Linked DNA regions of Homo sapiens: region 2 is linked to region 1. Evidence: read pairs that join two places in POLR2A ChIA-PET (ENCODE). Cell type or tissue: GM12878. All regions are shown on one strand. Links, peaks and the distances in the headings refer to the core of each region. The heading gives the core; the rest is flanking DNA. Region 1 overlaps PAQR8 (progestin and adipoQ receptor family member 8). Region 2 overlaps LOC124901329 (a long non-coding RNA gene).

Region 1 (12,436 bases), core at 2,532-6,531:
AGGAAATGAGCAGACACTTCTCAAAAGAAGACAGACAAGTGGCCAAAAACATATGAAAAAATGCTCAACATCACTAATCATTAGAGAAATGCAAATCAAAACTACAACCAGATACTATCTCACACCAGTCAGAATGGCTATTATTTAAATTAAAAAAAAATAACAGGTGTTGGTGAGGCTGCAGAGGTTAGGGAACGTTTATACAGTGTTGGTGAGAATGTAAATTAATTTCAGCCACTGAAGAAAGCAGTTTGGAGATTTCTCAGAGAACCAAACACAACTACCATTTGACCTAGCAACCACATTACTGGGTATGTACTCAAAGGAAAACAAATTGTTCTACCAAAAAGACACATGTACTCATATGTTCATCACAGCACTATTCAAAAATAGCAAAGATCAACCTAGGAATGAACCTCAGTGCCCATCAACAGTGAATTGAATAAAGAAATTGTGGTATGTACACATAATGGAATACTGTGGAGCTGTAAAACAGAATTTGCAGCAACATTATCTTAAGTGAATTAATGCAGAAACAGAAAACCAAATACCACATGTTTTTACTTATAAGTAAGAGCTAAACATTGGGTATACATGGACATAGAGAAGGGAAAAATAGACACAGGACTACAAGAAGGGAGAAGGAGGGACCGGGGCAAGGTTGAAAAACTACCTGTTGGGTACTATGCTCACTACCTGGATGATGGACTCAGTCATACCGCAAACCTCAGCATCATGCAATATACTCTTGTAACAAACCTGCACATATACCTCCTGAATAGAAAAGAAAAGTTGAAAAATTTTTAAAATGAAGTAATTCTGAGTGATAAACAATCACAACCTTTGTAGATACTACAGGTTAGGCAGGTAGGTAATTGTAATATCATGGAGATGAAAGCTGTAGCTTTGTGATAGTTTACAATTACTGATCTGAACTGAGTAGATTGACTTTTCAAATGAAGCTCTTCTATGGAATAACTAATGATTTTTTTTTTTGAGACGGAGTCTCACTCTGTCACCCAGGCTGCAGTGCAGTGGCACAATCTTGGCTCACTTCTCTGCAACTGATTATTAATTACTACTTCTAATTACAGAAAAGGCCACACTGGGAAGTGGAGCAGGGTCTTCAGGGGTGCCCTTAGGAAAGAGCCCTGATGGGATGTCTTGGGAGAGAAGGCTCTGGATAGTGCTCCTGGGTCACTACAGTGAGCCAGGATTCCTAGTCCATCAGCAGCTCAGAGATGGACAAGCACTATCTTCTCATCTAATACTTCCTTTTCATTCACAGCTGATAGATGTTCTTTCACAAAGACGCAGTCAGTTGGCTGGACTCTTGGGACACGGGTCAGAATTATTGGGGTCTGCCCATACCTTATTGTTGATTTGGTTTAGGGCTTTGAATAGGTCACTTAAATTCAGTGTACCTCAGTTATTCTCACAATCAAGTAACACAAGCTAAAATCTTTGAAAAAATATTTTGAATAACTTCCTTATGCAACCCAATGAATTTCACAATTTAATATAAAGGAAGACACATGTATAGCCAGTTATAGCATAATGCTAAGAGGATGCTATAAACTGAAGTGTCTCCCCAAATTAATATGTTGAAATCCTAACCCCTAATGTAAGGATATTAGGGGGTGGGGCCGTTAGGAGGTGATCACCTAGATCAGGGATCCCCCAACCCCCAGTACCTGTCTGTGGCCTGTTAGGAACTGAGCTGCACAGCAGGAGGTGATCAGTGGGCGAGTAAGCAAAGCTTCATCAGTATTTACAGCCGCTCTGCTTTGCTGGCTTTACTGCCTGAGTTCCTGTCAGATCAGCAGCAGCATTAGATTTTCATAGGCGTGCCAATCCTATTGTGAACTGCACATGCAAAGGATCTAGGTTGTACTCTCCTTATGAAAATCTAATGCCTGATGATCTGTTACTGTCTGCCATCACCCCAGATGGGACCGTCTAGTTGCAGTAAAACAAGCTGAGGGCTCCCAGTGATTCTACATTATGGTGAGTTGTATAATTATTTCCTTATATATTATAATGTAAAAATAATAGAAATAGGCTGGATCCGGTAGCTCATGCCTGTAATCCCAGCGCCTTGGGAAGCCAAGGTGGGCGGGTCACTTGAGGTCAGGAGTTTGAGACCAGCCTGGCCAACATGGCGAAACCCCATCTCTACTAAAAATACAAAAATCAGCTAGGTGTGGTGGTGCATGCCTGTAATCCCAGCTACTTGGGTGGCTGAGGCACAAGAATGGCTTGAGCCTGGGAGGTGGAGGTTGCAGTGAGCTGAGTTGGCATCACTGCACTCCAGCCTGGGCAACAGAGCAAGACCCTGTGTCAGGAAAAAAAAAAAAAAGCAATAAATGTAATGGGTTTGAATCATCATGAAACCATACTCCTCAACCCCCAGCCCCCATACGTGGAAAAATTGTCTTCCATGAAATTGGTCCCTGGTGCTGAAAAGGTTGGGGACCACTGACCTAGATGAATGCCTAGATGAATGGTATTACTGCCTTTATAAAAGAAACTCAGGAGAGCTCCCTTGCCTCTTCTGCCATGTGAGGACATAACAAGAAGACAGTCATGTTTGAACCAGAAGTGGGCCCTCACTGGACACCAAATCTGCTGGTGCCTTCATCTTGGACTTTTGCAGCCTCTAGAAACTGTGAAAAATAGATTTCTGTTGTTTATAAGCCACCTAGTCTTTGATATTTCCTTACAGCACCCTGAATGGACAAAGACAGAGGGCTTAATAAGACATGATGAGTTCTACTTCAGGCTGTCGCTAAGCTTCACAGGGGAGGGGTTATATCTGAGCCTGAATTTGAGAGAGAAGTGGGTTTTGCCAGGCACAGCAGGCTACAATAACATTGGCGATGTCAAGTGTGTGGCTTGTTCAGGCAATCAGGACAGTCTGTTCTGCCTTTTGTATGCAACAAGAATAAAAACGAGTTCTAACAGTGCTCCAGTGTTATTTTACATTATGTTTCTCTGCCTGGCCCCTCCTTTTCCTAAGTCTTTGCTTAGGCATTCTTGGTCATAAAAATGACAAATGGTAGGAGATGATAGACCAAAAACAAGCTGATGGTTAGAAATTCAGCCAGCAATTTAAATATTGGTGCGGATACCTAGCAAGTGGATGAACCACACAAATAAATAAGATCCAACTCAAATGGTGTTTTCTTTTGAAAACCCACATTTTCGTTTTCTTAGATCTCACTGGTTTTTACCTTTAGAAGCAGGCAAAGGATAGTCATTCACTTTGTTTTTGAACAATGATCTATTGACACATTCTGGGGACATCTTTCCTCTGACTGTTTGCTGATAGAAATAAAGCATAGGTAAGCCAGTGTTCCTGTCTCCAGAGGCTTGCAATTCAATAAGCAGAAGAGAGAAGGCTCTCTACACACACAGTAGTGAAGTAATGGGCAAGCCTGATGTTCTCCTTACCAAAATATGTGGAATAGATAGATAAGGGTTGGGGGCGGGGGAGGAATCAAGATGGCCTGGAGAAGGCTTTGTGGTGATTTGGAATTGAACTAAGGCCTTGGAGATATCTAAGGAGAAATGAAGAATAAAGTGACTTGCTTGACTCTTTATAGCAAATAAAATTGCTGGGTCTTAGAACCACCAGGAGAGTGTACTGTTGTCACTGCAGAAGAGTTAATGTTTAATTGCTAGGGAACACAGCTTTCTTTATATGGTGCTCCAAACTCTAGCTCGATTTGTTATCTGATTTTCTGCTGTGGAAAGGGCATTTCCAAGATTGATTTCCTGCCAGTGGAAATGAGCAGCTCTCTTCACGTTCACCCGGGTTGGCCCGGGTCCCAGCTGGTTTGCAGATCAGTGATGAAGCTTCCTGCCGGTGAGAAGCTAGATCTAGTTGAGAGGTTGCCTGACTGAAGCCAAACCACACCTAACGAAGCCGATAGTTACACTCATGTAGAAAGTCCAGGGAGACACCTGTCCCTAGGCTTTAATTAGTGGGAGTTTCAGACAGCAAAGTTTACCTTTACTCAAACAAGAAGCCTCAGAAGAACATGATCTTCACACCTGAACTGTTGATTGCCTGGAGACTGCTCAGTGTGTTCTCCCAGTAAATTGTTCCCAGCTCCTCTGACTTCTCCCACTCGACAGATTAAACACAGATACTATTTATTCCATGTGGCAGATGCATTCTCTGTCTGTAATGATGCATTTTGAAACCAGTACTTTCTCAAGTGAGATTAGCTGAGATGTGGAAAGTATAGGAAGTGACAGAACAGACAGAAATTCTAGCTAGAGGGTTCTAGTTAGATAAAGAGAAAAAGGCACTCAGAGGAAATTTGCTCTGCTCATCTTTCCCAGGGCACAGCAACAAATTAAGGCTGTCTTTTCTTTCTCCTCTTAGGAATATTATAGGGCACCACAGAGGAAAAGATTCATAAGTGGAGAGCTCACTGAGCCCAGAAGGACACATCTTGCTGCCAGATCTGTGGCAAAAAGGTGTACCTTACTTTTTTTTTATAGGCACGGTTCAGCCGTACCACAAACCCACATGGTCAGGAAGTGACTCACGTATTAATGCCGTTTGAGTTTGTGTGCTGTGGGGAAGGTCTTTTGACAATATTGTGTATACTGGCTTTTCCAATCTAAGAGAACATCTTTGCTGCATTAACAGTAGATGTTACATATTTTTTTCCCTTTAAACCCCCCATGACCAATAGCTTACCCTATGGCAAGTATAGTTAGGTTACTCGTAATAATTAATTTGGTATGCTAACTAGTTGAGCTCACAGAAAAATGCAAGTATGGGTGTATTCCTTTATAATGCTGGGGTGTTTCTTGGGGAGGGTCTTAATATTTTACCAACTTAGGTTTTACCAATTTTTGCATATTTATGTCAAATATTCCTATTTGCAGAGTAGTACTAACTTTTGCTTTCCAATTACAAAAGTAGTAAATGTTTGTTGTTAAAAAGTACGATAATGATAGTATTTCCAGAAGAAAAGTAAAATTCCCCACAATCCCTTCATGGCAATAGCTATATTGTTTTGATTATATGCACTTCCATACTTCATCTGTACCATGTTTGTATGATTACAAAAATAGGGCTGGGCGGAACACATACTTTAAATTTGTTTTTTCCTTTACATGTCTTTGACTCATTTATTCATTCAAGAAATCTTTTTTGAGAATGTACAATGTGCTAGTCCATCACTTTTCTAAGTGCAGTGGAGACTACAGTGAAAAACCAATGGAGCTCACATATCATGTGTATCTTTGTATAACAATAAATGTAAATATGCTAGTTATTTTAATAAGTGCATAGTATTCTATTTTATAGATTTATCTTAATTTACACAATCAAATACTCCATTTTTGGATGTCGAAATTCTGTTTGTTAGGTTTTGTTAAATATAGGGAGGAAATATGCACTGACCATTGGTGAATCTGAATCGATGTTCAAATGATCTCTGCTAATAACAGGATTGCACTGGTAGTGCCATTCTTTCAAATATGACTTTACAAATAGTGATATGCTCCTTGGAAGATGTAGCTATAAAGATCAGTATGAGCCCAGAGTTCTCTCACTTAACGACTATGGAGATCCTGAGGCATGTGAGACTGTTTCCAACTCCACCTCTGGCTCAAAGGCTGCTTAAAGCACAGTTCCAGTCCTTATAAATGGACACCAAGTTGTCATTTTGGCTGCTATTCCTTTGCAGCCATTTATAATTATGCAGTGATGTGTGAAGCTGGGCTTCTGTGAATTCTGGAAGCATTTCTTTTGCCTTTGATAGGAATTGCTGCTCATTTGTCCTCTATCCAACAACCAGCAGGTCACTTTCCTACCATCTGTGTGAGTCCCACACACAGTGACATGAAGTGATGTCACAGGATCTGTTTGTTGGTGATTCCAGCATGCTGCTTGATGTTCAGTACAAAGCAAAACATAGCCCAGATGAATTACAGAATTTTACAGTATTAGAGCTTATATAGATTACACCCCCATCTTAAGGACAAGGGCACCAAGGCATAGAGAGGTTGAATAATTTGCTTAAAAATCACTTAGAGCACTTTGGGAGGCCTAGGCGGGCAGATTGCCTGAGCTCAGGAGTTCGAGACCAGCCTGGGCAACACGGTGAAACCCCGTCTCTACTAAAATGCAAAAAAAACTAGCTGGGTGTGGCAGTGTGCGCCCTTAGTCCCAACTACTCGGGAGGCTGAGGCGGGAGAATTGCTTGAACCCAGGAGGCGGAGGTTACAATGAGGCAAGATCGCGCCACTGCATTCCAGCCTGGGTGACAGAGCGAGACTCCATCTCAAAAAAAAAAAAAAAAGTGTCACATAGTGATAGAGCTAGAACTAAACATTGGGACTTCTAATTTCTTGCCCAGTGTTCTTTCCAGGGAATCAGCTATTCCAAGTTTGTGGTAGATTCACATAGCATCCTTGTAATAGGTCAGGAAACACTATTGCTTTGGAGTGCTTCTATTTGTCATCCAGATAAAATGTCTTCAGTACCAAACAATGCCAGTTTCCCAAATATGGAGCTTTTCTTTAATTCCCCACTTTGTTAATTTGGGAAAGGCTTTTTAGGTAGCTTGCTATATGCATAGCAGATTTAGTGATCTCATTGTCATTGTGCTTTCCATTAGTAGGCTGATAAATGACCTCAGGTTTATGATTGGAATGTCTCACTACACCAGTTCTGTAAAGCTAGCCACAACAAACCATGTGTCTCTTTAATATGAAAGAAGCCCATCAGATTTATGATCATATTTATCTGGGCTAATAGACCTATTTGGATTATTTGATAGATTCCACTCAGATTTTGTGGAAGTCACATTTTATTCTCTTAGGGAGTATTGGAATCTGATTTACAAGTAAACTCAGTGTCAAAGATCTGAGAAACTTTGCAGTACTGATTGTTTTTGTAAGGCCAACTGCAAGTTATTTTTGTTAATGAAGCAAAGCAGTATTGCAGCAGCATATTTGAAGTTGTATATCAAAAAATATTGGGGTTTAGTCATAGAGGGCATTTTTTGAGGCATAGTGGTTAAGAACGCAGACTTTAGAGTCAACTGCTTAGTCACCTCCTGGATCTATCACATACTGTGCAGCCTTGGACAAGTTATGTAATCTCTCTGTAACTGTTTCCTTATCTGTGAAATGGGAATGATAATAGTACTGGTGTCAGGTATTGTTGGGAAGTTTAAATAAGTTAATATTTTCAAAGCACCCAAAACACTGTCTGGTATGTGCTAAACATCATATAAGTGTTTGATACTATTATTCTGACACTTTCTCTCTCTTTTTTTTTTTTTTTTTTTTGAGACGGCGTCTTGCTCTGTTGTCCAGGCTGGAGTGCAGTGGCATAACCATGGCTCACTGTAGCCTCAATCTCCTGGGCTCAAGTGATCCTCCCACCTCAGCATCCTGAGTAATTGGGACTACAGGTGTGCGCCACCATGCCTGGCTAATTTTTAAATTTAGAGATAGAGTCTTGCTGTGTTGCCAAGGCTGGTCTTGAACTCCTGGGCTCAAGCTATCCTCCCCGTTCGGCTTCCCAAAGTGCTGGGATTACAGGTGTGAGCCACTGTACCTGGTCGATTTGGACACTTTCCATTCATTCATTCATTCGTTCATTCAGTGATTTCTTGGAATATCAATGTGATAGGCACAATGCTAATGATAAAAATATTCTCAGCCCTCAAAGGATCTTGCAGTTTAGTGGTCAGAGAGACATATAATGCAAACCATGTAGGCATACAGTAAGGAAAGTCCTATAATGAAGGACTTTAAGTGCAGTGGCAGTTAGGTGAAGGAGCACCTGAGGGGAAGCCTTCACAGGGACCATTTGAGATGGGACATGAAGCATGAGTAGGAGTTGGCCAGTGGACATCAGTGGTGTGGGCATTCCAGGCATGCATAGAAGCACAAAGTCCTGAGAGGATGGCAGAATAACTGGAACACAAAGTGTCAGAGTGGGAGATGCTTTGGGGACAGTTAAAGAGACGCACAGGTAGGGGACCAGGAAGGCCTCCTGTATCCTACAGAGGTTCCTGTGAGAGATAATAAGGACTCAAATTCAGACAGGGGCCAATGAGAGGGAACCCAGCAGATGGAGGAGTTGGCCAGGAGCAGTGAGTGCAGTGACACGGTTACACCTGTTTCTCAGGTGATAGGAGACGTGCCCAGGTGCTGCTCTGCTTATCGATATAGTTCCTCTCTGAAAGTTAAATGGTCTTTTATGGGTACTTCACGTATTTTTACTGTGTTTTCAGGGGATAACAACTATCACCAAAAACGTGTCATTTCATTGTTTTATTGAAAGTTACTGAAAAGGAAATGCATTTTAGGTAGTTTCCATCAGTCAGAACTACGAAAACAAAACCAAACCTTAAGAATACAGATGATCCCCAACTTAGGATGGTGTGAAAGTGATACACATTCAATAGAAACCATACTTTGCATTTGGGGTTTTGATTTTTTCCAAGGCTAGTGATAGGTGGTGAAATACTCTAGCAATTCTGGGCAGCAGCAGTAACCTGCAGCTCCCAGTCAGCCATGTGATCTCAAAACAACCAGTACCCTACGGTGTCCTCTGTTGCCAGATGACTTTCCCCACCTGTAGGCTAAGTGTGTGTTCTGAGCACATTTAAGGTAGTGTAGGCTAAGAGTGGTTACGTTCAGTAGATTAGGTGCATTAAATGCATTTTCAACTTAAGACGTTTTCAACTTAACAATGGGTTTACTGGGCTATAACCCATCATATGTCAAGGAACATCTGTATTTAGCTTAGTTCTGTGATTTACTTTTAAAAAGAACACCTAAATGCACAATTTTTGGCTAAAATGTCAGATTTTTAACCATGAACTTGGGATTTTTACCCCATTTTTCTCTTTCCATTAAAAAAAAAATTTGAAAGGCGCTTCTAAGATAAATTTTTAAGATTAGATCCCGGCCGGGCACAGTGACTGACGCCTGTAATCCCAACACTTTGGGAGGCTGAGGTGGGTAGATCACCTGAGGTCAGGAGTTTGAGACCAGCCTGACTAATATGGTAAAACTCTGTCTCTACTAAAAATTCAAAAAATTAGCTGGGCATAGTGGCATGCACCTGCAGTTTAGTCCCAGCTACTTGGGAGGCTGAGACAGGAGAATTGCTTGAACCCGGGAGGCGGAGGTTGCAGTGAGCCAAGATTGCGCCATTGCACTCCAGCCTGGGCGACACAGCGAGACTTCGTCTCAAAAAAAAAAAAAAAAAAAAAGATTAGATCCCTACATAATGCAAGGCATTATTCAACATTTTTTAACACTTTCTTATAAACATTAAGTGAATTCATGGTACATATACTCAGTAAATAGAACTTTTAATTCCAATTCCATTATAATCTGACTCTAATTAAAAATCCTTAAAGGAGATAGGGGAGTTCAAATATCCCACTGCTCTAGATGTGTCCAAATGAATGTCCTCCATGGGCACTTCAAACTCAACATTTTCAAACATGTCTTTCAGCCCAGACCTGACCCAGGGAGGCAGTATTATGATGATTCCCAGGAGTGTTACAAAACAAATAATATTCCTTTTTGATTTTAAAAAATTGCATTAAAATCAATTATAAGGTAGAAAATACGTGTGGATAGATTTATTTTTACTAAGTTATATCCTTCAGTGGGCTCTTTATTTGAAATATTACTAGGACTTTATGTACATGTTTTGCCTCTTGAAAGTACTATTCCATTACTGACCATTTTGTTATTATTCATTCTGTTTTCTTCCTAAAAAGTGGATAGACAGGAAATCACCTCCTCTCACCCACCCACCCTTTTTTATGAGGACAATGACACTGAGTAATTGATTGTCTTAGGCATAGCCACACACCTGAGTAGAGCAAATACTAATAGCCAGACTTCCTGACTCCCAAACCATTACTTCTTTTTTCCTTCACCTTTGCAGAAGAGAAAGAAATTGGTGCCATGAGCCTGGGCCTAAAGAACTGTTCATTCAGTAAATAATTATAAGGTGTCTTCTATATGCCAGATATTATTTTCAACATGGGGACTTCTGCACCTAACAGTCCCTGCCTTTAAAGGAGCTGGTGGCTAATGGGAAAGTAAGTGGAGTAAACAAACGAACCCAGCTCCATGAATGAAGAAAACTGGGAGAGGCAAGGCCAGAGTCTAATGAAGGCTGGAGAGAGCCCTAAGCCAGTCTGGGAGTTAAGAAAAGCTTCCTGGTGGAGCCGACTTCTAGTTAGAGTGTTGAAAATGACCCAGAGTTGCTGGGCTAGAGGGTACTGAGTTTGCATGCATGGGAGATAGAGTGTCAAGAACTCCCAGTATTAAGAGTATTAAGATCTGGGCCAACAAATTGGCCTTAGAGGTATGGGCTCTGGGAGAGGAGGCTGGAATAGGAAGGAAAACAGAGAAAGGATCTGTTTGAATAATTAGGGCTTAGAATTTGTATTGTAAACAAACAATGGTGAGCTGTTGAAGAATTTTGAGGAGGGAATGATAATCAGATTTCCATTTTTAAACTGTTGCCCTGAAGTGATTTGGAGAATGAAGTGAGGGTTGGGGATGTGAGTTAGGAGAGCCATTATTGATGATGAAAGGTCAGTTATGAGACTGCTATTGTCATCATTAACATAAGTTAATTTTGAAGACCTAAATTAAGGGAGAGCAGTAGAAATGGAAAGGGCAAATGGCTTCCAGAAATGTTGAGATAAAATCAGCAAACCTCGATTCTGATTAGATGTAGGGGACGAGTCAAGTCTGGGTTGAAGGAAATGTCTGGAGATGAGTCTGAAGTGCCCATGGGGGACATTCTTTTGGACACATCTAGAGAAGTTGGATATTTTAATTCAAACCTCAGAAAAGATCTGGTTGGAGGCAAATTTGGAAATCAGCGGATACAGGTGTAGCTGAAGCTAAGGGCCTGGGAGAAGTACCTGTCTGAGAGGCACTGTGGATGGTGAAAAGGGGGCAGATACCACAATTGACAGGGATGGTGGGAGAAGAAAGCCAAGGTGGGGCCAGAGAGGGTAGTGTCATTGTCACTTAAGCCAAGAGAGGAGGCATTGGTTAGCATTGGGAATCCTTGCAGAGCTCAGGAGAGATAAGCATTAAAACAGGGTAATAGTTTCACGGGAGAGAAATGACTCTCATTTCCTCTGTAACATCAAACCTAAACTTTCACTAATTCCACTGCACCTAGCCCACTCCCTTCCTCATTACTCCCCAGTAGCCCCTCTGCTCACAGACCTACCAGGAAGTCATACCATTCCTATGCTCTTATTTTGCCTCTTTGCTAGAATGCCCCAATTCTCACTTGTCTGAGCTCTATCCAGCCTTCTAGGGCTAACACAAGCCCACTTCCCCCCAACGCTGCCCCAGGATACTCCGAGTTTGTTCTCTTCTATAGATCTATTTGTATTTCGCTCTAGTTTACACTTGTTTATGTGTGTCATCTGGTGTTGTTGGCTGTTGATTCATGAAGTTTGACTCTTCTAAGCTTCTTGAGGTAAAGGGTCTTATTGTATTCTTCCTCTGCGGCCTTTGTAGCCTGGAATAGTGTTGAATAGATAATCCTTGCTCTGAAAAAGATTTCTGGTTGATCAAAATTACAAGACTTGAGATTATCCAGTTAATAAAAATTCTTGAGGAAGATTTAAATTTCAGCTGTCCAGGAGCTGGAGTGAACCCTGTGCAAAGGAGATTGTTCTAAGGTAGAATCTTGGTCAGCTGATAGTCACATCAGGTTAGGTAGGAGGGTGTGGGAACAGAGGCCAGAAGTGAGGGAGGGGCTCTCTTACTCAGTGCAGCCACCTGGGAAGGCTGGGAGGCTTCAACATCATGATGACAATATGTGGTTTCCTCCAAAACGGGCTCAAATTTTACAGCTGGTCCTTTGAATCATGGAAGCATTGCCCATACCTGCTTGGTGAAAGTGAGGCCTAAGAGGGAGGGGGGCAGACCCCACTTGACAGTGGTTTCTGAAGTTAATGATGATAAAAGAATTATAACTCATGGTACCATTTTTGTAGCTGTGTTAGCTGCTCTCAAAGGGAGAATTTCATGGCAGAGGAAGAGGTGGTTGCTAAGGAAATGACAGAAAAAAAGAAAACAACCCAAACCCTCTTTCTGACCACAAGTTTAGAATTTTTCTTTTCTTTTTTCTTTTTTTTTTTTTTTTTTTGAGGCAGAGTTTCACTCTTGTTGCCCACGCTGGAGTGCAATGGCGTGATCTTGGCTCACTGCAACCTCCACCTCTCTGGTTCAAGTGATTCTCCTGCCTCAGCCTTCTGAGTAGTTGGGATTACAGGAGCCTGCTAACACACCCAGCTAATTTTTTGTATTTTTAGTAGTGACGGGGTTTCACTATATTGGCCAGGCTGGTCTTGAACTTCTGACCTCAGGTGATCTGCCCACCTCAGCCTCCCAA
Region 2 (12,436 bases), core at 3,285-7,284, 94 kb before region 1:
TGGGTGGATCACCTGAGGTCAGGAGTTTGAGACCAGCCTGGCCAACATGGTGAAACCCTGTCTCTACTAAAAATACCAAAAATTAGCCGGGTATAGTGGCGCACGCCTGGAATCCTAGCTACTCAGTAGGCTGAGACAGGAGAATCGCTTGAACCCAGAAGGCGGAGGTTGCAGTGAGGCAAGATTGCACCACTGCACTCCAGCCTGGGCAACAAGAGCGAAACAAAAAACAAAAAAACAAAAAAACAAAAAAAAGCAAACAACAACAACAAAAAGAAATGAGGCCAGGAAAAGTTGTTCAAAAGTGGATCAGAAAGGAAAGGATGAGGGCAAGACATTTCAGAGGGAAAACCGACAGATAGAAAAGCTATTTGGATAGAAGCAGGAGTGAGGGAAAAGGAGGGTGATATGGTTTGGCTGTGTCCCCACCCCCGAATCTCATCTTGAATTGTAACTGGCATAATTCCCACGTGTTGTGGGTGGGACCTGGTGGGAGATAACTGAATTATGGGGGCAGTTTCCCCCATACTGTTCTGGTGGTAGTGAATAAGTCTCACGAAATCTGATGGCTTTATAAGGGATTTCAGCTTGCGCTTGGTTCTCATTTCTCCCTTGTCTGCTACCATGTAAGATGTGCCCTTCACCTTCCACCATGATCGTGAGGCTTCCCGGCCAGGTGGAACTGTGAAGCCTTTAAACTTCTTTTTCTTTGTAAATTACCCAGTCTTGGGTATGTCTTTATCAGCAGTATGAAAACAGGCTAATACAGAGGGATAAAAATTATATGTAGGTAGCATAAATTAGACACAGTGCCTCGAGGGCTTACAGAAAGCATACAATGTTAAAGATCTTTATTTAGATCTTTAGTTAGAATGAAGAGTTGTTTTATAGTTAACACAAAGGAAAAGAAATTTCAGAGACAGTCAAGTCTCCCAAAACATCGGTAGTCAAAGGAAGAATTCAACCTTGACATTTAGTTTCAAAACTTTGGCGCCGGGCGCGGTGGCTGACGCCTGTAATCCCAGCACTTCGGGAAGCCGAGGCGGGCGGATCACGAGGTCAAGAGATCGAGACCATCCTGGCTAACACGGTGAAACCCCGTCTCCACTAAAAAATACAAAAAACAATTAGCCGGGCATGGTGGCGGGCGCCTGTAGTCCCAGCTACTCGCGAGGCTGAGGCAGGAGAATGGCGTGAACCCGGGAGGCGGAGCTTTCAGTGAGCCGAGATGGCGCCACTGCACTCCAGCCTGGGCGACAGAGCGAGACTCCATCTCAAAAAAAAAAACTTTGTCTGGGACAGTATAGAAAAGGAAGAGAAGTTGTATTTTGTTGAATTTTAAAACAAAGTACCATATACAAAGTATGTCTCAATAAGGGAAAGTATACATAAAGTATGCCTTAATCAAGTTTATTCTAAAAACCTAAGCAAAGGAAATAAATAAAATTATAAAAGCCTCATGACTGCATCTGGTTAGAAAGGGGGCTGGAGAGCCAATGCTCCTTGAAATGAGTTGAATATTTCTTTTAATTGTTTCCATGTTATTTGCCTGAGAAACTGTAGCTCCTATCCACAGCATTCACACCATCAGTGTGATAGGCTGATAGAAGCCAGGGCTTGGGACAACTGAATCTCATTGTATCCTTTACTCACCGAACATTTGACAACACAGGAGCAAAACCTGAAAGATGCTTGTGAGGCACTGTGAGATACAAGCTGCAGAAATGGTTGTATTGATCAATCACTTGCCCTTCAGAGAAATATAATAAAATCATCCTTCCTATCCCTCACCTCAAATCATACCCACAGTTCCCTTCCAGCATCTTACTACATTCTTCCAGGTCAATTTCAGGAATCTTTAGATAAAAAGAAACACAGTCCTTCGTTACTGTTCTTCCAGCCCTCCTGTATTCTGCTGGTTTTAGAGAGTGTAGAAAAGCTGTTGGAACTCTAATTTTACATTTTATGTACTATAAGGATCAAAACAAAAATATCTGAGAAGCTTAGAGATCTAATGTTCACCTCTTTTGCCCAGCCTTTCACTGGATTCTTTGATGAGCCTCCAAAAAATATCTCTGATCTGAAACCAAACCCAGATGGAAATTTTTCCTGGCCTCTGTCCATCTGGTCAGCCACCTGTTTCTCTGTTAATACAGGAAGGGGATATGAGAAAACTGAAGGTGTTGGCTCAGAGCCTGTAGAGGTCTGGGGAAGGTGGCTTTTAAAATAATCATTCTTTATTCACTGGCATGCTTCAGTGCCACCTTCATTACTTGGAAATGCAAAGTACTCCAACAATATTTATTAAAAAAATAAATGAATGTCAGAGTACATATTAAAATTTCAGAGCTGGAAGTCACCTTACAGGCCATTTAGTCTAAAGCTCCATTTCATAGTTTAGATAACTGAGGTCCAGAAAAATCGATTACACTCTAAAATTAACATATTTAAAATGAAATGTTTTTTAAAGGTAGAGAAATACTCAGGACAGAACAAGACCCTCAAAGAAAAGTAGATTTGAGCAAATCATACTTTTAAGATTCAAAAATACATTATTGAAAGACTAAATTAATGGACTGGGTGAAAGCAGAGCATACTTATTTGAAAAGAGATAAACTAGGAGATGGAGCTGAGGAAATTGCTCATGAGATGGCAGAGTGGGGGAAATGGAGATATAATATGAAAAATAATTTAATATTCTTTGCTTAGGATTTATATTTTATATCCCTATAAATGCAAAAAACGATGGTAAGCAAATAAATTGGTAAACACAAAGGTAAATCTAAGAAAGTCTTGACTGTAAAAATCAATACTAATAATAATAACTAGAAGGCCGGGCGCAGTGGCTCACACCTATAATCCCAGCACTTTGGGAGGTCGAGGCGGGTGGATCACGAGGTCAGGAGATCGAGACCATCCTGGCTAACACTGTGAAACCCCGTCTCTATTAAAAATAACAAAAAAAATTAGCCGGGCGTGGTGGTGGGCGCCTGTAGTCCCAGCTACTTGGGAGGCTGAGGCAGGAGAATGGCGTGAACCCAGCAGGCGGAGCTTGCAGTGAGCCCAGATCACCCCACTGCACTCCAGCCTGGGCGACAGGGTGAGACTCTGTCTCAAAAATAAATAAGTAAATAAATAAATAAATGATAATGACTAGGCAGAGAGTTAAAAACTAGATGTAAATAACTAGGATTGTCTTGCAGTATTTTTTTTTCAATGATGGAAAAGTTCTGTATCTGCTCTGCCCAATCTGGTAGCCATTAGCCACATGTAACTATTGTACATTTGAAATGTGGCTATGCAACTAAGGAAAATAATTTTTAATTTTATTTAACACTGATTAATTTAAATTTAAATAGCCACATATGGCAAGTAGCTATTGTATTAGCACAGCTTTAGACAATAATAACATGGCAAGTGACTAGAGCCAATCAAAGTTAAAAATCTAAGATCTTTGTATTATTTGGGAGGAGAATGCAGATTTTGAAGGCAGTTGTTTGTGTTAAAAATTTAAGGATAAAGCCTAGAAAAATAAAAAGAGAATGTATCATTTCTAAAGTAGTAGAGGAAAAGGAAACAAAGAAAACACTATAAATAAACAGAAGATAGTAAGAGAGGTGGAAAAAATTAAAGAAAAGCATGGTAAGTAGAAAGCACAAGAAATACAATGGAAATAAATAAGCAATGAACTAGTTTATTTTTTGGTAGAATACAGAAGTTTAATGGAGCTACCATATGAGAACACTGGGTGAAAATATCAGGTAACAAAAGATATACACAGTATTAGGCCTTTTTATATAAAGTTTCAAAACATACAAACTTACTATTTATTTTGCTAACACAAAAATATAGCAAAATATAACAATATTCCTGGGATGAATGACACAAACCCACTCATAGAAGAGGGACAAAAGAAGGGCAGGTCTTTGGTTGAGTATAAATATTTTATTTAAAAAAAAATACTTGAAGCAAAATGTTAACATATACAAAATCTGGGTAGTGAGTGTGAGTTTCAAACCATTTTCTGTTTGAAACTGATAATAGTTTCAAGCTATTATCTTTTATAAATAAAAACTGAAATTCAAAAGGAACACATTAGGCCAAACTATCCAAATACTTTCCTCTTTTCTTTGTGTTGGATTATTTCTATCTGACTGGTTTAGATCTTAGGAATTAAACTTGGTTTCTTGTTGATTAGGAAAGTTCTGTCCACAAAATAATAATCTAACATTTTATTAATGCCCTCCCCACAGCAGAGGACTAAGGAGCTGGATATCCCATTTCCTGTTTCCTTAGAATAGGGTGATGTGGTTTAGATGTTTGTCCCCTCCAAATCTCCTATTGAAATGTAATCCCCAGCCCAGGTGCAGTGCTCGTGCCTGTAATCCTAGCACTTTGGGGGGCCAAGGCAAGTGGATCACTTGAGGTCAGGAGCTCAAGACCAGCCTGGCCAACATGGTGAAACCCTGTCTCTACTAAAAATACAAAAATTAGCCAGGCGTGGTGGCACATGCCTGTAATCCCAGCTACTCGGGAGGCTGAGGCAGGAGAATCACTTGAATATGGGAGGCGGAGGTTGCGGTGAGCCAAGAATGTGCCACTGCACTCCAGCCTGGATGACAGAGCAAGATTCTGTCTCAAAAAAAAAAAGAAAGAAAAGAAAAGAAAAAAGAAATGTAATCCCCAGTGTTGGAGGTTGGAGGTGGGGCCTGGTAGGAGATGTTTGGATCAAGAGGGCAGATCCTTCACCAAATGGCTTAGCACCATGCTTCTGGTGATAAGTGAGTTCTTGCTGTGATCTGGTTGTTTAAAGTGTGTGGCACCTCCTATCTGTCTCTCTTGCTCCCACTCTCGTCATGTGATGTGCCTGCTCCCCCTTTACCTTCTGCCATGATTGTAAGCTTCCTGAGGCCCTCACCAGGAGCCAAGTGGACATTTGTGCCATGCTTGTACAACCTGCAGAAGCATGAGCAAATTAAACCTCTTTTCTTTATAAATTACCCAGTCTCAGGAACTCCTTGATAGCAACTCAAAAATGGACTAATACATGGGGTTAGCAAAACCTTCCCATGCCCCCAGTGGATACCTGAAATGGCAGATAGTACAAATCCTATATATACTACATTTCTTGCTATACATATGATAATGTTTAATTTATGGATTAGGTTCAGTAAGAGATTAAAAACAATAACCAATAATAAAATAGAAAATTATGATATACCAGCATCACTACTCTTACATTTTGGGCCAGCATTAAATTTAATAAGGGTTGTTGTAGGGAAGTGTGGGGCTCCTTGGTTCTTGTCTTCTCGACAAAAAGAATTCAGCCAAGAGACCAATTAGTGAAGCAAGCAAAAATGGTTTATTATGGAAATAAAAGTACACTGTAAGAGAGGAGTGGGCTGACCTGGCTGGGAACAGCCCCAAGAGTTCTGCAATGCAGTTTTTATTACGTTGGACTTTTTGTTTAAGTTCTGGCCTCTGTCTCAAGCCTTTGTCTTTGTCTAGTTTCCTGGCTTCTGTCTTAAGTCTCTGCCTTTGTCCCCATCTAGTTTCCCGACCAGGCTTATGGGACCCTCCCTTACTGTTGGTTAATGTGCATGATTGGGGCCCAGCGATCCATATGAATCCTACCTAATGGCAGTGTGTCTCATAACCACCACCCCAGGAAGGTCAAATCTGTACTTATTGCTCATGTGTATCTCTTAGGAATTCCCCTTTTGCTCTTTTCCCCCTCCTATTAGCATGTAGCTAGCTACTTTCTGACAGTTTAACCACAGAATGAACGATTGCTGGGCTTTTTTTTTTTTTTGACAGAGTCTCTCTCTGTCGTGCCCAGGCTAGAGTGCGGTGGCGCAATCTCGGCTCACTGCAACCTCCGCCTCCTGGGTTCAAGCGATTCCCCCGAGTAGCTGGGATTATAGGTGCCCGCCACCATGCCCGAGTGCGATCTCGGCTCACTGCAACCTCCACCTCCTGGGTTCAAACGATTCTCCTGCCTCACCCTCCCGAGTAGCTGGGACAACAGGCACACACCACCATGCCCAGCTAATTTTTGTATTTTTAGTAGAGACAGGGTTTCACCATGTTGGCCAGGATGGTCTCGATCTCTTGCCCTTGTGATCCACCCGCCTCGGCCTCCCAAAGTGCTGGGATTACAGGCGAGAGCCACTGCGCCTGGCATAATTTTTTGTATTTTTAGTAAAGACGGGGTTTCACCATGTTGGTCAGGCTGGTCTTAAACTCCCGACCTCAAGTGATCCACCCGCCTCAGCCTCCCAAAGTCCTGGGATTACAGGCGATTACTGGGCATCTTAAGGGGAGTTTCAGGGTATTCCTTTTTGCATACCTTGAAGAAGTAACATTTCTCAGTGTCCCCTCAAGGAGGGGACATTCCTTTCGGTATTTCCCCTCCTCTCTGCTCATATTTAGCATGCATGTTTCAGGCAGTCTCTGAGATGCTAGATTTTCCAGCACTTCCTCCTCCAGGGGCTCCCTCTCATGCTCACATCTAACCATCTGCCTGTTCTAACAGGGTTACTTGAACACAAGCACTGCGATACCTCAACAGTTGATGTGATCGCCAAGACCCTGTTAAGTGACTAATGGGGGGTAGATACACTGGGCAAAGGGATGATTCACCTCCCAGGCAGAACACAGGGAACAGCAAGAAACTTCATCATGCTGCTCAGAATGAAGGACAATTTATTATGAATTATTTCTAGACTTTTCCATTGAATATGTTCAGGCCACAGTTGACTGTGAGTATCTGAAACCAAGAAAAGCAACACTGCAGATGAGGGGGGACACTTGTATTCAACTCTGTTCTATTAACGGAATTAGTGAGTACCCTTAGGTGCCATTTTATGGCAGTAGAGGAGGAGGAAAGAAGAGACAGAAGAAAAGGATAAGGATAGAAAGGGAGAAGGGGAAAGAAGGAGAAAGGGTTGTGGTAGAGGGCTCCCAATTGCCTTTGCTCACACAGAAGCCGCCAGCACCATATCCCTATAAATGACAGTTGGATGGAACAACCTAGTCTTCTTGCTTTGACATTTTTCACTGGGTGCTTCTTTCATCATATTGCAATTAGTGTTTACATGCCTGTTTACTCCAGTGAACCATGTCTTGTTCTGCTTCTTACCCTGAGCACTTAGCCCAGTGCTTGACACACACAGAGTAGGCCTTAATAATGTCTGTTGAATTAACACTGAATACACAACTTCAGATCTTAATTGATTTCTTGCCCTCTTGTTTCCATTCATACAGCTTCCTTTTGTTCTGTGAGCCCTCCCAGCCTTTCTCTTTTGCTTCATTGAGTTCATGGTCCCCCTTTCAGGCCCTCAAAATTGTAAACCTTTATGCTTTTCCTTTTTTTTTTTTTTTTTTGAGACTGAGTTTCACTCTTGTTGCCCAGGCTGGAGTGCAATGGCACCATCTTGGCTCATTGCAACCTCCGCCTCCTGAGTTCAAGTGATTCTCCTGCCTCAGCCTCCCGAGTAGCTGGAATTACAGGCATGTGCCACCACATCCAGCTAATTTTGTATTTTTAGTAGAGACAGGGTTTCTCCATGTTGGTTAGGCTGGTTGCGAACTCCCGACCTCAGGTGATCCGCAAGCCTCGGCCTCCCAAAGTGTTGGGATTACAGGCGTGAGCCACCGCATCTGGCACTTTTATGCTTTTTCCATTTTTGGCTCTAAGTTGGGACACTTAAACTAGTTCTAGGTGGCCCACAGAGTGCCTTCTTAGGAAGACAAAGGAAACAGGCTGGGGACAGTGTCTGGGAACAGGAACTTTCTGGGGCCCCAGAAGTATCAGTATCACCAATTCCTGAGCCTGACTTTTTTTACTTTGTGAGGGGTTTGACAGGGAGCTATGGTTGAGAGGATAGAGGAGAGGAATGTGGCAGTTCCTGATACCAAGTTTTCATATCCTTCCCACCGCTTTGTCCCAGGCCGAAGCATAGAGGCCTACAAGCATTCCCTCACACCCAGCCCTGGCCTGCCAAAGCCAGCCCTGGTCTTTGTGGTAACAAACTTCTCTCTCTTTCCCTCCCCCTTTTTTTTTTTTGAGATGGAGTTTTGTTCTCGTTGCCCAGGCTGGAGTGTAATGGTGCAAACTCGGCTCACTGCAACCTCCACCTCCAGGGTTCAAGTGATTCTCCTCCCTCAGCCTCCCAAGTGGCTGGGATTACAGGCATGCGCCACCACGCCCGGCTAATTTTGTATTTTTAAGTAGAGATCGGGTTTCACCATGTTGGTCAGGCTGGTCTCAAACTCCTGACCTCAGATGATCCACCTGCCTTGGCTTCCCAAAGTGCTGGGATTACAGGTGTGAGTCGCCACGCCCGGCCACAATCCTCTCTTTTCAAAAGAAATCAGCTGTGCTTACAGCTGTGGGTGGGGTGGTGCTGTCTTACTAGAGCAAGAAGTCTAGCCTGGCAAGATATTTCTGTCAACTGCACTGTGGGAACCAATCTGTTCTGTTAAGTTGTAGCTCAAGGGATTTTCTCATGAAGACATGGGGTGCAATGTCTCCTGGAGGCCAGCTGGCTCACCTTGGGCCCATTTCCTCATTGGCCAACCAGCATACAAGACCTGCTCACCGGGCAGCAGTGAGCTGCTTGACAGCCATATTGAGGTGGAGGCAAGTAAGGAGGAAAGCTGAATGTCAGTGAGATATTGGCACAGTCTTCGTACACTACAGTGAGGCAGATACGTGTGGGCAGAGCCACCTGTGGCTTACTTAGAGGAAGGCTGCTATTTGCTTCAAGAGAGGACAAAACCAACAGGTCCATACTTATCTCTCCCTGTCAGCAGATTTGGGTGGCTGTGGCTGGCCAAGGACACAGCCATGAGATAGACTCATGAGACAGCCAGTCTCACTGGGCTCTGGACAGGACTTGGGTCTCTGGATGGGTCACAGCCTGGGTGAATGACAGCCAGGAGAACAACTCTCTGGTTCCATTCCTCCCTGCCTTAGGCTCTAGCTTGAGCAAAGTGGTAGCAGAGCACAGGGGCCTAGGACATTAGCAAGTTCAACTATATTGGAGCCTTCACAGAAGCATGTGTTTTTCTAGGAGCATCCCTGATGAGCTCCAGCAGTTAAAGGAGGATGAAAACAATAGCCTCAGCAAATTCTGCAGCAGTTGGGGGCATCCCTGGGAGTCTTTTTTCAATAACATTGTCCCTCACCTATTGCATGACCAGCCACTCTCTGAAATAAAGGTAGAAATAGGTGCAGGATCTTTCAAGTTGAGCCTGGCTAAGTGAGGTCCACCCTGACCCTCCCATCACCCACTGGGGTTGGAAAGAAAGAAGAGGAATCCTCCAAACTTACCGACCCACAGCCTCCAAACTGCCCCAATAGGAAGGCTATGCAGCAGGAAGGAGTTGTGAACTGTGAACTTTCACATAGCACAAAGGACTTGCCCAAACACTATGCTAAGAGACTTGACCAGACTTCAGCCTGGCTTCTGCCTACACTAGACTGTGTCCCTGTCTTAGTCTGTTTGTGCTGATATGACAAAATGTCTGAAACCAGGTCATTTATAAAAGAACAGAAATTTATTTCCACATAGTTCTGGGGGCTGAGAAGTCCAAGATCAAGGCATTAGCAGGTTCAGTGTCTGGTGAGGGCCTCTGTCTTTGCTTCCAAGATGGTGCCTAGAATGCTGTATCCTCACGTGGCAGAAGAGCAGAACAGCGAAAGGGGGCTAGTTACCTCCAGCCACTAATAAGGTCACTAATCACATTTTATAAGGTCACTGATCACATTTATGAGAGCTCCACCATCATGACTTAATCACCCCCTGAAGGCCCCACTTGTTAGTGCTATCACATTGGTGATTAAGTTGCAACATGTGACTTTGGGGAGACATTCAGACCACAGCAGTCCCTAAAGGTGGCCCCAGCCCCTGTGCGAAGTCTTTGCTCAGAAAAACACAATGCTGCTAAGCTGCAAAATGTACTGTGTCCCAACCCACTTTGCCAAACAGTTTTCAGTAATTTTCCACTCACTCCTTCTGTAATTTTCCATTTTTCCCAGACTTTCTTTGTCCTCTCTTTTTTTTTACTTCCCCATACCCCCTTTTAATTACCTCTATGATCTCCCTTTAAATGTCCCATTTACCATTGTCTTAGTTGGAGGTGAGCTCAGTTTATACTAAAGTCTCTCTTCAATACTGCAGTGGTTCGAATAAAATATCTTTCTTTAAAAAGTGACTGATGCTCTTCTCTTCAACAAGACCAATCTGGAATTTCCACCAATGGCCTCAGCCCTCATGCTCCCAGGCCAAGAAATAGTGGGACCATCCCAGGCACAACAGTGGGATCTATATGGGGTCTGCTGAGCCCCAGCAGAGATATGACACAGGCTCACTATCATGGAGAAGCCAGCCATCAACAGGCCCCTGAAGATAGTTGACCACAACACTGCCCTCCTGACCTAATCACCTCCCCAAAAGCCCCACCTCTTAATATAATCGCCTTGGGAGTTAGGTTTCAACACATGAATTTTGAGAGGACCCACACATTCAGATCATAGCACCATTAAACAACAACTTTGCCCCCTGCCCCTAGCCCCTGGTAATCACCATTCTACTTTCTATACATACATACGAATTTGATTACTTTAGATACCTCATATTATTGGAATCATGCAGTATTTTTCCTTTTGCAATTGGTTTCACTTAGCATAATGTCCTCAAGTTTCATCCATGTTATAGCATGTGACAGGATTTCCTTCATAATAGACAGGCCACATAATATTCCATCGTATGTATACACCACATCTTGTTTATCCAGTCATCCATCAGTGAACATTTGGGTTGTTTCCACCTCTTGGCTATTGTGAATAATGCCGCTGTGAACATTCTGTATCTCTTGACATTCTGTTTTCAGTTCTTTTGGATATATACCCAGAAGTGGATTGCTGATCATTCTATTTTTAATTTTTTGAGTACCCACCATACTGTTTTCCGAAGATGATGGGCATTTTTATTATTGGTGAATACCCTGGACTTAATATAATGCCTAGGCATAAAGGAGACCTTCAAATGCTTTTTGAATACATAAATAATAACAGAAGAGACTAAGGGTAATAAAAACACAGACTTAGGCCTCTCCACCGTGACCTTTTTTAGCTAAGGCTTAGCCATAATCATTAAAAGCCCTGATCCAGAGGCCTATCTATTCCACGCTTCAAAGCTGAGACAGAATGAAACATAAGAGCCAAGTGCAGTGGCACATGCCCGTAAATTCCAGCACTTCAGGAGGTTGAGACAGGAGGAACACTTGAGGCCCGGAGTTTGAGACCAGCATGGGCAACATAGCGCAATGCCCCGTCTCTACAAAAAAAAAAAAACATTTAATTAGCCATGGGTAGTGGCACATGCCTGTGATCCCAGCTACAGCTACTTGGGAGGCTGAGGCAGGAGAATCACTTGAGCCCAGGAATTCAAGTTTACAGTGAGCTATGATCGCACCACTGCACTCTAGCCTGGGCAACAGACAAAGACCTTGTCTTAAAAAAAAAAAAAAGAAACACAATTCATTTAAGGATCTTTTAATTAAAATCCTACATTTATTTTCCTTTTGTTCACTTTGTTATCTATCCATTTCCTTTATTAAATTTTTAAATTTCTTCTAACAGAAAAAGTATTGATGCCAGTTCCAATAGTTACTTTCCTGCCCTTTGGGGCAGGACAGTTCGATATGTGTACCTCCAGAAGCCCCAGCACACATTAGGAAGCCATCTTTGGTCCAGAACTTCTCTATCTGTGCTATCTTTCAGCACCTCCTCAAAGTCAGGCTGGTTTTCCAGGCGATAGCACAGATGGCATCCACAACCTCATAGAAGGCATGCTCAGCAATAGATCTGTCTACCCCAAGGAACTTAGCAGCAAGACACAGAGGCACCAGGGAGGCCAGCAATGCAACCCAGTAGCTACTTTCTGAGACACAGACAGAGGCAATTTTATGTGGATGGTTTTCCTTTGAAGATGTGTGGCCAGCTTTTCAAAGATAAAGTAAAATGTCTCCTTAGACATCAGGAAGGTTTGCCTCCAACTGTCGGGGATGTCTGCCCACTCAGAGGTCCTGCTGAAGATGGGACAATGTGGAGAGAGCTCTGGTCCTGTGGGCTCTAAGAGATCAAGCATCTGGCTCTATGAACAGAGAACAGATGACCTGCTTTGGTTCTCCAATATTGATTCAGTTTGACCTGCATGGTCTGGGCCAGGGAAGCCACCTGCTCAGCCTCTTCACTCTCAGCCACAAGCACAGCAGCAATGGCTCTCCTTTGCAGGACAGCTTGTGCAAGATGTTGCAGTCCCCCCTGAGCTTGATGCTGAAAGCATGCTTTGAGGGTGGTGGAGGCCTTTGAGTTGAGTTGGGTACAGTGATGTGTGAGTGTGTGTGACTTTCCTAATAAAAGTCA

The links. ChIA-PET counts read pairs that join two places held together with the same protein. Peaks named below come from ENCODE experiments on the same cell type or tissue, not always from the same donor. Only the 100,000 strongest peaks of a DNase experiment are listed, where the experiment ranks them.
Region 2: POLR2A ChIA-PET joins it to region 1 with 16 read pairs; 22 of 35 experiments call an interaction of 5 or more read pairs at or near these places.

What each region holds. Positions count from the first base shown.
Region 1 is chr6:52,386,034-52,398,469 of GRCh38, forward strand. The region is part of intron 1 of PAQR8 (progestin and adipoQ receptor family member 8); the gene reads left to right. Among named protein-coding and RNA genes, the nearest start is that of EFHC1, 28 kb to the right of the region's middle. RefSeq lists enhancers at 152-261, 2,897-5,381, 4,023-4,232. In GM12878, for the core only: no CTCF peak of the experiment used is centred there; DNase peaks (open chromatin) are centred at 4,048 and 4,518; H3K4me3 peaks cover 1,471 bases; H3K27ac peaks cover 3,563 bases.
Region 2 is chr6:52,291,122-52,303,557 of GRCh38, forward strand. It overlaps LOC124901329 (a long non-coding RNA gene), which reads right to left. Exons shown (of 2, transcript XR_007059609.1): 2 at 9,543-11,345. Among named protein-coding and RNA genes, the nearest start is that of MCM3, 13 kb to the left of the region's middle. RefSeq lists enhancers at 5,615-5,834, 9,810-10,104 and a silencer at 8,665-8,734. In GM12878, for the core only: a CTCF peak has its summit at 6,497; a DNase peak (open chromatin) is centred at 5,720; H3K4me3 peaks cover 1,015 bases; H3K27ac peaks cover 2,632 bases.